Linked DNA regions of Mus musculus: region 2 is linked to region 1. The links are chromatin loops, found by intact Hi-C in ENCODE. Cell type or tissue: heart. All regions are shown on one strand. Region 1 holds the start of Pla2g6 (phospholipase A2, group VI). Region 2 overlaps Tmem184b (transmembrane protein 184b).

Region 1 (5,000 bases):
AGGTATTAGCATGACCCTGGCAAAGGAGGTCACTGGCCTCCCTTCCCCAGGCTAAGCAGGAACAGCGGGCGGGCGCTAGCTACATCAATATTTGCTCAGTGGAAAGGGAGCAGAGAATAAAGGTAACAGAAATAAAAGCGCCTGGTTGTCAGGGTGATTAATAAACACTGAAAACATGAACAAAGGGGAATGCTCTCCCTTTGGTCCTCTCTCTCCCTATCCCCCAGCCCTTTCCATCCTGCCTATGAAACAACAGCAAAGCAGGGAGCTTGTACAGGGCCACACTGGTCACCAAGCCTTGTCTTCTACATCTTCTCATTCAAATACTGAGCCTCGTGGCAGTCACTAATGTGGGCAGAAAATTCAGTCCTATCTGGCACAGTGAGAAAACAGACAAGAACAGAGCATGGCCTCCAAGCTCCAGAACCACGTGAAGGCAGAGACCAGAACAAAACACTGCACTAGTCTAAGGGTGGAGCTTCAACGAGGCCAAACCAAACCTGCCCAATCCTGTCGGGCTGGCAAGAGGGCAGGTGGGGGAACTTTAGAGGAAGGATTGGTATTTGTTTGCGATCATGTGAACTGCCCATTAAAAATACAGGCAGAGATCCATAAACCCTTGTGCCCTCCCAGTCGCACTCACACCCAAATCCCTAGTCACAGTCACCTGGGTCACAGGCTCCTAGTCGCCAGCTTCCAGGTCATCGGAGGGAGCTGGAGGTGAACCCAGGATTGGAGGCTAGAGAACTGGGAAAAACACACGGGGGAGCAAATGGAAACCGGAGGCACAAGAGAAGATAAGCAGGGAGTTAGAAATGGGGGCTCAGGGGTTGGGCACAAAGGGACGGACGCAGGAAGCAGGTGGCGTGGGGGAAATCGGGCAATGAGGCAGAAAACCAGGAGCACTCAGAAGCGCAGAGAGAGGAGCTGGGGACAGTGGACAGTCCAGGGTGAAAGTCGGGCAATGAATTGGGAGAAGGGTTGATTTTGGAAGTTGGGAAACTGAGGGCGGCAACGGAGAAGAATGCGGTCACCGGATGGGAGTTGGGGACGCCAGGGGATGAAAGGACAGAAGCCGGGAGCACTCAAGGAGGCCAGATAGGAGTTAACGGAGGACATGCCTCAGAGTCGCAGACACGAGGCCGGTCCTAAGCAGGGTCCAGGTGACGACATTCAAGACAGGGGCACCAGGAGGTTTGGGAAAGGGCCGTCAGGCCCCGCCCCCGCCGCGCCGTCACTCACCTCGGCTTACTCAGCACTTCTCAGCCCTCCTACTTCCGCAAACTGACGCGCCCCGCCCACGTGACGACACTACGGCTCTCCACCAATCCACCGAGCCCATGCCGCAGGCAGGCTGTGGCCCCGACCCCAAGCGTGGACCTCGCACGCGGTCAGGCGCCGCCATCTTCTATAACTGCCCAATGGAAGCCGCTTCTGTTGCCAGGGGGCGGTCGGGCTTCTGACTGAAGCCAATTCTGCGTGGCTGATGGGGGCCATGCCTCGGGCGGGCGGAAGTTTCTCGTGAGGGCAGTTTGGCTGACGTGTTGATAAAGGGCAGGAGGCTGTTCCCGGCTCCCTTCGACCTCAAGGAATCCAGGGTGGCTCGGACTCTGAACTTTTCTGTTTCTGGCAACACATGAAGATAATAAGAAAGAAAATCAATAAAGCCACAGGATATAACCGGGAAGAGCCTGCTTTGATGTTGCCAGGTTCTCCCAAACCAAATTGCAAATAAAAATATGGAATTAACGGTTAGGTTGAAATAAGACAAAATAAAAAAAACTTTCAGGTGGGGAGGGAGGTAATACGCGCGCGCATATGTGTGGTGGGTGGTGGCCAACATAGGGTTTCTGTAGACCAAGCTGGCTATGAACTCAGATTGCCTGGTGTGTGCCACAAGCTTTTTTTTTTTTTTTTTTTTTTTTTTTTTTTTTTTGAGATAGGGTCTCCCACTGAATCTGGAGCTCCCCCACTGGGTTAGCCTAGCTGGCTATGGAACTCCAGGAGGCTTCTTGTTTCCTCTTTCCCAGCTTTGAAGTTTAAAACATTTACCTTTTTCCGTGGGTGCTGGGTATCGAACTCAGATCATTGTGACAACTTCACAAGCACTTTTCCTACTGAGGTATCTAACCAGCCCCCGAACAAGCCTAGTGGCAAGTGATAAAACTGTATTTGTTGCCTACCAACTCTACCTCAAGATGCCAGGCAATTCTGGGTGTGGTTATTGCACACGTACAATCTCAACATTTGGATGCTGGATCAGGAGTTCAAACCCAGCCACAACTAGTTCAGTTGAATCCCAACCTGGCACTCTGTCTCTCAATAAATAAATGAATGGATGTCTGGAGGAATCTTAGCACTTTTAGTAGGATTTTACTTGAATGACCTCTGTGAGGCTGAGAAGTAGCTGCGGTTGCGTCTGGGAATAGGTGATTGTCACTGAGAAGACTCAGACCTCATGCCTAACTATCATGGAATTCCAATAGATGGAATTAAAGTGAATAACGCGGGGGCTGGTGAGATGGTTCCTCGGTTAAGACCACTGGCTGTTCTTCCAGAGGTCCTGAGTTCAATTCCAGCAACCACATGGTAGCTCTCAACCATCTGTAATGGGATCTAGTGCCCTCTCCTGGCATGCAGGCATACATGCACACAGAGCACTCATACCATAAATAAATAAATAAATAGATAGATAGATAGATAGATAGGTAAATAGATAAATAAATAAATAAATAAATAAATAAATAAATAAATAGTGAATAAATACATGGTTGGTAATGCTGATTTTAAGGACTGCTGGAGAATAGCCAGGAGCCTGGGTTTGGTGACTCATTTACTTTGGACTAAGCTGCTCTCTTCCCCATCTCCAGTCTACCAGCTTCGGTTGAACCTTTACTTTCTTTTTTTTTTTTTTTTTTTTTTTTAAAGGAATTATTTATTTAATATACATGAGTACACTGTAGCTGACATAAGACACACCAGAAGAGGGCATCAAATCTCATTACAGATGGTTGTGAGCCACCATGTGGTTGCTGGGAATTGAACTCAGGACCTCTGGAAGCGGAGTCAGTGTCCTTAACCGCTGAGCCATCTCTCCAGCCCCGAACCTTTACTTTCTTAAATGAGCCTTGAGCTAGGGGCCTAGCGAGATCTCCCCAGGCTGTTCTCTGTCCTGATGCTCTTCTTAGTCTCTCCACAGACACAAATAGCCAGTTGCCAAGCAACCAGAGCAACCACCTTTCTAGGTTTAGTTAAGAACCTACCCAGGTTGCCAGGGGCGTTGGCATACACCTGTAAGCTTACCACTTGGGAAGGAAAAGAACGGTTTCACAAATTCAAAGCCAGCCTGGGCTACATAGCAAGACTTTTTCTGAAAAATACAAGTAAAAGATAAGTAAGAGGGGGGCATGTGGGGGTGGGGAAGGAATCAGGATGTAGAGTGGATACATTTTTTCTTTTTTTTTTTTTTTCTTTTTGGTTTTTCAAGACAGGGTTTCTCTGTGTAGCCCTGGCTATCCTGGAACTTACTCTGTAGACCAAGCTGGCCTTGAACTGCGCTGGGATTAAAGGCATGCGCCACCACCGCCTGGCTACAAGGGGACTTTTGAAGTTGGCCTAAATGTATTTTTCATTATGCTATGTTTAGGTATGGCCCCCAGAGACTCCTGTTTGAACAAGCCTATGGTGGACAGGGAGTGGAATGTGATGGTTTGCATATGCTCGTCCCAGGGAGTGGTCTTGTTAGAGGAAGTGTGTCACTGTGGGGATGGGCTTGGAGATCTTCCTCCTAGCTGCCTGCTGCTCAGTCTTCCTGGCTTCCTTTGGATGAAGATGTAGAACTCTCAGCTCCTCCTGCACCATGCCTGCCTGGATGCTGCTGTGCTCCTGCCTTGATGACAATGAACTGAACCTCTGAACCTATAACCAGTCCCAATTAAATGTTTTCATTTATAAGAGAAAAAAAAACAAATGCAGTAGTGAAAGGAGGTGTGCTTAAAGTCTTTGCTCGTGTTGCCCTAGCATAGCAGGGCAGTGGCTATGGGGCAGGCCCTGGAGACAGGGCCTCAGGAGCCACCTGCAACAACCTGAGAAATGGTCTTTTAGAGACCTGCATTGAAGCAAAACCAGTATTCTTGACTTTGCTACAGGAGAAAAAGGATTCAAAGTGAGCTATTGTGAAACAGAATCGGAGGCTGGGCAGTGGTGGCACACGCCTTTAATCCCAGCACTTGGGAGGCAGAGGCAGGTGGATTTCTGAGTTTGAGGCCAGCCTGGTTTACAGAGTGAGTTCCAGAAGAGCCCAGGCGACACAGAGAAATCATGTCTTGAAAAAAGAAAAAGAAAAAAAAAAAAAAAAAAAAAAAGAAACAGAATTGGGGTTTATTTGGAGGAAAATTTAGGGCAGTTCTGCATACATGTTGGGGAGAGAGAGCACACTTAATAACAGGATAGCAAAGCCAGGCATGGTGGCGCACGCCTTTAGGCCCAGCACTTGGGAGGAAGAGGCAAGTAGAACTCTGAGAGTTCAGGACTCCATAGTGAGACCTTGTGAAAGGAAAGGGAAACAGATAGAGGGGGGTACATAGTATACACACAAATACAGCTATAATTTCTCTCTCTCTTTTTAAGATTTACTTATTTTATATGACTACTCTGTCTCTGTCTTCAGACACACCAGAAGAGGGCATCAGATCCCATTACAGATGGTTGTGAGCCACCATGTGGCTGCTGGGGATTGAACTCGGGACCTCCAAAAGAGCAGTCAGTGGTCTTAACCGATGAGCCATCTCTCTCAGCCCTGGTAGTAATTTCTTAAGTGAGAGCTGCTCCCAAGTGTCCTAGCACCTATAGCGTTTTTTCTGTGTGTGATCATGTGTGCCTGCACAGGAGTGCTAGTGAACAACTGTAGATTCCAGAAGACAGCCTTGGCTGTCAGTCCCCCATTTCCACCTTTAAAGATTGCTCTCAGGACTGTAAAGACAGCTCATTGAGGCAGTTAT
Region 2 (5,000 bases), 67 kb after region 1:
TTGTGGTGGGGGAAGAAATGGCAGAGGAAAGCTGAGTTTTCAACAAAAAGGGCTCTAGGTGAGGAGGTGGTACTGGACCGAGATCAGACCCAACTCGCTCAGTGTTCTGCCCATCCGTGAACTAGCTCTCCTTACGTGCACATATGGGGAGACTCAGGGATGGGGGTGCAGCTCAGCAGAAGAGCCCTTGCCTAGCCGTACATAAGCTCCAGTGACTGTCCCCATCTCGGCCACAAGGAAGAATGAAAAGGCTAGACCTAGACTGTCAGCCCTCCCCAGCTCCAGCTCTGATGCCCTGGTGGACATAAATGGGTCACCAAGACACCCAGCTGTAACTGATGTCCTTGGCTGAAGGCACCAGTATGCACCAGTATGCAGGGGAGCATCAGGTGGGCCCAGTAGGGAAGAGTCGGACAGAGATCCAAGGGTCTCTAACTTCCAGTCTAGCCTTCCCACAGGAAAGAAAAGCACCGTGTATCACACTCCCTGCCACAGCTGTGGGACATCACAGTCATGCAAACACTCACACTACATGACATTCACCCTCCCTGCTCCTGGTCCATCACTAACTGTTACATAACCCATGTGCCCAACAGCCACCCGATCTAAGCATCACCCTGTAGCCAGCCAGTCATAGAGGATGGGGGCAGTCTCAGACAGGAATCCAAGTGTCCTCCCTGAGAATGAGGGCAGCTGAGGACAGCAGGACGGGGCTTCCTTCTCTTCCCCAAATCAAACCCAGCCACTAGAAAGTGTGGATGAAAGGAAAGGCCTCCTGGCCCCAGCTGAGTGGGGGAGACCTCTTCGAGAGGGACTCAGACAGTACACACACACACACACACACACACTCTGCTCCCACAGAAGCATCCGGCACTAGAGCAGCTGCTTCACGAAGCAGTAATTCAGCCTTTGCAAGTCCAGATTGCTATGTTCCTGCAACCTTAAGCCACATGTGTCGGAATACTCATGCATCACACAATGCCTTCCAGGGCGTAAGGCAGGACCCCAAGCCACTCGAGAAGACTCACTCTACCCCAGGGCTATGTCACCTACTTGTGTCCCTGGCCTCTGTGTGCGCTCCACATGGACCCACTATCTGAAGGTCCTGCCTCCCTCTCCACCTACTGTGAACCACACCCACACAGTTTTGTCTCGAGTGCCTGTCAGCCCACCCCAGGCAGGAGCCCCACAGATCAACCAGGTCCTTCATTAGAGTTTTCTACTTCTGGCAAGGTGTGCCAGGCTTTCCCAAGAGGCTGCGATCTCTCTCAGGGAGAGCAACATGGTGGCCACTCAGATCAGGAAGATCCAAAAGGCCTGCTTTCTTCTGAGGACCACAGGCAATTCACCCTCCGAGCCTCAGCCTCTCCATCTACAGAGTAAGAATTCTCAGGGCCAAGGCCACTGGGAAGTGTAGTCTGCAAAGCCCTACACAGATCATATTGAGGACAGAATGAGAGTAATTACATGGCAATATTAATACTATAAAAACGACCACGCATTTTTGCCAACACTCGTCACTGCGCAGTGTAGACGTCCACACTGAGCGCTGCTGAGCCCCTCGCTGCTCACAGGATGAACAGAGATGGAGACCAGAGGCTACAGCACCTATGGCAGCGCCTTCAGAGCTTTTCTAAAAATGACCACGGACCCTGGAGAACAGCTGTGCTCTGTAGAGTGGAGGTCCTCTGCCATGTGCCACAGGACAGAGCCTCTCCTGATGTAGCTTGTCCATAAGAAGAAAAATAGAGGTGTATGTCCCTCAGGGTGGAGAGGCTGTGTGATCTGAAAATCCCTTTTGGGGTGACAAATGCAATTACTTCAGGAGGGATGGGAAGAGAGAGGAACAGCCTCTCTTGAAGCTGTTAGAGGTGTCAACATCTTGGGATGGGCTGTGGACACCCAGGTCAAGGACCCGATAGTCTTAGCAAGAGAAACAGTCTTCACAAGATCTCTGCCCAGACTTCAGGCTGTAAAAGAAACAGGGGTGTGTGTACGCTCTTCTTCACAACCTTGAGACCTGCCAACCTGGCTCTCACCCTGGTGACCAGCCTTTCTGACCTAGGAACCCACCCAGCACAGGAAGATGAGCAGATGCCCACCGTGAGCTTAGACACAGCAAGCGGCCTGCTCAAGGCCATCGCTCCCCCCCCCCTTTTTTTTTTGCCATCCCAGGATAGAGGCAGGGGACCTCATTTCTCCTACTGAACTTCAAACAAAGCGCCAGGACCTTCACTCTTCTCGACCTGTGGCCAGCCTAGGCAAATACTTGTGACCCACGTTCAGTGAACTGTGAAACCCTGTAAACTCCTACCTAGAACGAACATCAACTCAACAGCGACGTCTTCTTCTATGGGGAAGCATGGAGAAGCTGAAATGGAGTCCGCCCGCGTAGCCCAGGGTGGCTTTGATCAGCAGGGGCTCTCCACTAGCACCGGCCACACAGCTTATCTTTATGCGGAGCTTCTCCAAGTCAGTGCTCAGCCCTTCTTGAGGGACTCCAACACACTGAAGAGCCGGAAGTGACTCGGGTCAGGCACAAAGGCTTTCTGGGTGGGACCTTCCCCTCTGGTTTCCAGCTCAGAGAAGGAAAAGGAGGTGTCTGCTGGGCTTCCTGCCTTCATACAAGCTCGAGACTTCCCTTGCCCCCTGTAGGCAGACACTGGGCACTGCTGGCCTCCAGTGATACAACCTCACTCGTAACAGACCGTCCTGTTCTAAGCCGAGCATGGCAGTGCACACCTGCACTCAAAAGTTGTAGGTGGGAAGATCAGGAGCTCCGAGCCAGCCTGGGCTACATCACACCTTGCCTCAACAAACATCAAACCAGGAATGGTGTCTACACCTTTAATTCCAGTACTTGGGAGATAGAGACAGGTAGATCTTTGTGTCTGAGGTCAGCCTAGTCATGTAGAGAGTTCTAGACCAGCCAGGGATATACAAGGAGACCTCGTCTAAAGTAAATAAATAAAACTGTCAAATAAATGAAAACTAAATCGCTGGACAGGGTGACACAGTCCTTTAATCCCAGCACTCTGGAGGCAGAGACAGAGGGCCTCAATGAGTTCAAGCCCGGCCTGATCTATATGATGCATTCTAGGATAGCCAGGACTACGCAGAGACCCCATCTCAGAAAACAAAACAAACAAACAAGCAAACATAAATAAAATCAAGGAAACAAACAGGACAACCCCACACCTGCACTCAGTGCCAGCTCCGTGCCAGGCAGTGGAACACTGCTGACTGCAGGCAGGAGGAGTCCAGCGTGTATGCTGCTATCAAGCCACAGCTAGGGCCACGCGCATGATCACAGCAGCATCTAGGACCGGGAGCTAATGCTTCCATGACGGCTCAGGCTCAGTCCAGCTCCTGAGCACCCCCTGCATGTGGCTTTCTCCTCTCTGGGGCTTTGAAGAGCAGAGTTCCAGGAATGGCTGCTGAGGATACTGCCAGCTGCGGGCTGGAGAGACAGGGCTCAGTGCTTAAGAAAGAGCACGCGCGCCTTTAATCCCAGCACTCGGGAGGCAGAGGCAGGCAGATTTCTGAGTTCGAGGTCAGCCTGGTTTACAAAGTGAGTTCCAGGACAGCCAGGGCTACAGAGAAAGCCTGTCTCAAAAACCCAAAAAAAAAAAAAAAAAAGAAAGAAAAGAAAGAACAAACACTGGCTGCTCTTGCAGAGGACCCAGATTTAATTCCCAGCAGCCACATGGCAGCTCACAATTATCTTTAACTCCAGTTCCAGGGGAACCAATGCCTTCTTCTGACCTCCCTGGGTACGCTAGACGCATGCAGGCATGAGGCAAAACTCATACACACAAAATAAAAGTTAATAAATCTCTAAAGAAGAAGAAACAAATGCTGTCAGCAACTTCTCAGTGTGCTGTACAAGCCTCCACCTCGCATCTCATAGAGCAGGGCCAGCCCGGAGGAGGAGCGCGGAGAAAACCTAAACCCAGAGGCCTCCGAGTTCCCTCCCACCTAGGAGCTCCCACTCTGCTTCCTCCCTTTCTGGTCTCCGGGAGGCAGAAATCACGTTCAATGAACATGGATGACAGTCCTGCTACAGACCGGTTTGTACGGCTGCACTGGTCTGGTCCTGCTGCTGGTGTCTCTCTGCCTCGCTAGATGCAGCTCCCCACATTAGGCCTGACAGACTAGACTCCTGAAGAAATTAAACAGCCTGCAAGCAAACAGCAAAAGCTGGTGAGAACAGGAAAGAGAGCTTGGTCCGGGAAGTACTGGCCGCACAAGTCTGAGGACCTGAGTTCGATTCCCAGCACCTGTGTGAAAGGCGTGGCATGTGGATGCACACTTAAGATTCCAGACTGGAAAGGTAGAGACAGGCAAGTCCCTGGGGCTCCCTGCCAGCTTACCTCGCCTGAGAGCCCCAGGTCCAAGTGAGAGATCTTGTTGCAAAACACAAGGTGGATGAGCAACATTGCTACCCAAGGCTAACCCTCCAGCTCCCATGCTCATACTGTGCACTAACACAAATGCTGTGTCATGATAGCCCTATAATGTCTACGCTGCTGGCACTTGCATTCTACAGATGAGGCAAACTGCAGATCCTATCCTTCCCCAGACCAGCCTTGAACCCATCCTCCTGCCTCAACCTCCAAAGTAACAGGAATACATAATGTACAATAACACCACCAGCCTAATTTTAACTATCTATCTATCTATCTATCTATTGCTTTATTGTTTGAGAGAAAGTCTCAATATGTAGTCCGGCCATCCTGGACCAGGCTAGCCTAGAACTCACAAAGCTCCATCTGCCTCTGCCTCCAGAGTGCTGGGATTAAAGGCGTGCGCCACCATGCCCCGGCTACCTTAATTTTAAGAACCATGAATTCTACCTGGTAAGTGACCTACCCAAGGACACAGTACTAATAAATGCAAGGATTTGACTTGCAATTCCTAATTCTCTTTCCAGGCCACAGGGACTGCTCAGCACTGCTCAGCCACAGCATACATGTAGTTGATAGAGGACAACTTTCAGG

The links. Peaks named below come from ENCODE experiments on the same cell type or tissue, not always from the same donor. Only the 100,000 strongest peaks of a DNase experiment are listed, where the experiment ranks them.
Region 2: it touches region 1 in a loop (2.3-fold over the local background); 2 of 42 quality-filtered maps call a loop at or near these places.

What each region holds. Positions count from the first base shown.
Region 1 is chr15:79,326,968-79,331,967 of GRCm38, forward strand. It overlaps Pla2g6 (phospholipase A2, group VI), which reads right to left and starts at 1,404. Exons shown (of 17, transcript NM_001199023.1): 1 at 668-1,404. In heart, a CTCF peak has its summit at 2,638 (motif pointing left); DNase peaks (open chromatin) are centred at 704 and 1,364; H3K4me3 peaks cover 1,892 bases; H3K27ac peaks cover 2,436 bases.
Region 2 is chr15:79,394,362-79,399,361 of GRCm38, forward strand. All of the region lies in intron 1 of Tmem184b (transmembrane protein 184b), which reads right to left. Among named protein-coding and RNA genes, the nearest start is that of Tmem184b, 6.4 kb to the right of the region's middle. In heart, CTCF peaks have their summits at 1,550 and 2,666; DNase peaks (open chromatin) are centred at 760, 1,120 and 2,550; H3K4me3 peaks cover 430 bases; H3K27ac peaks cover 3,378 bases.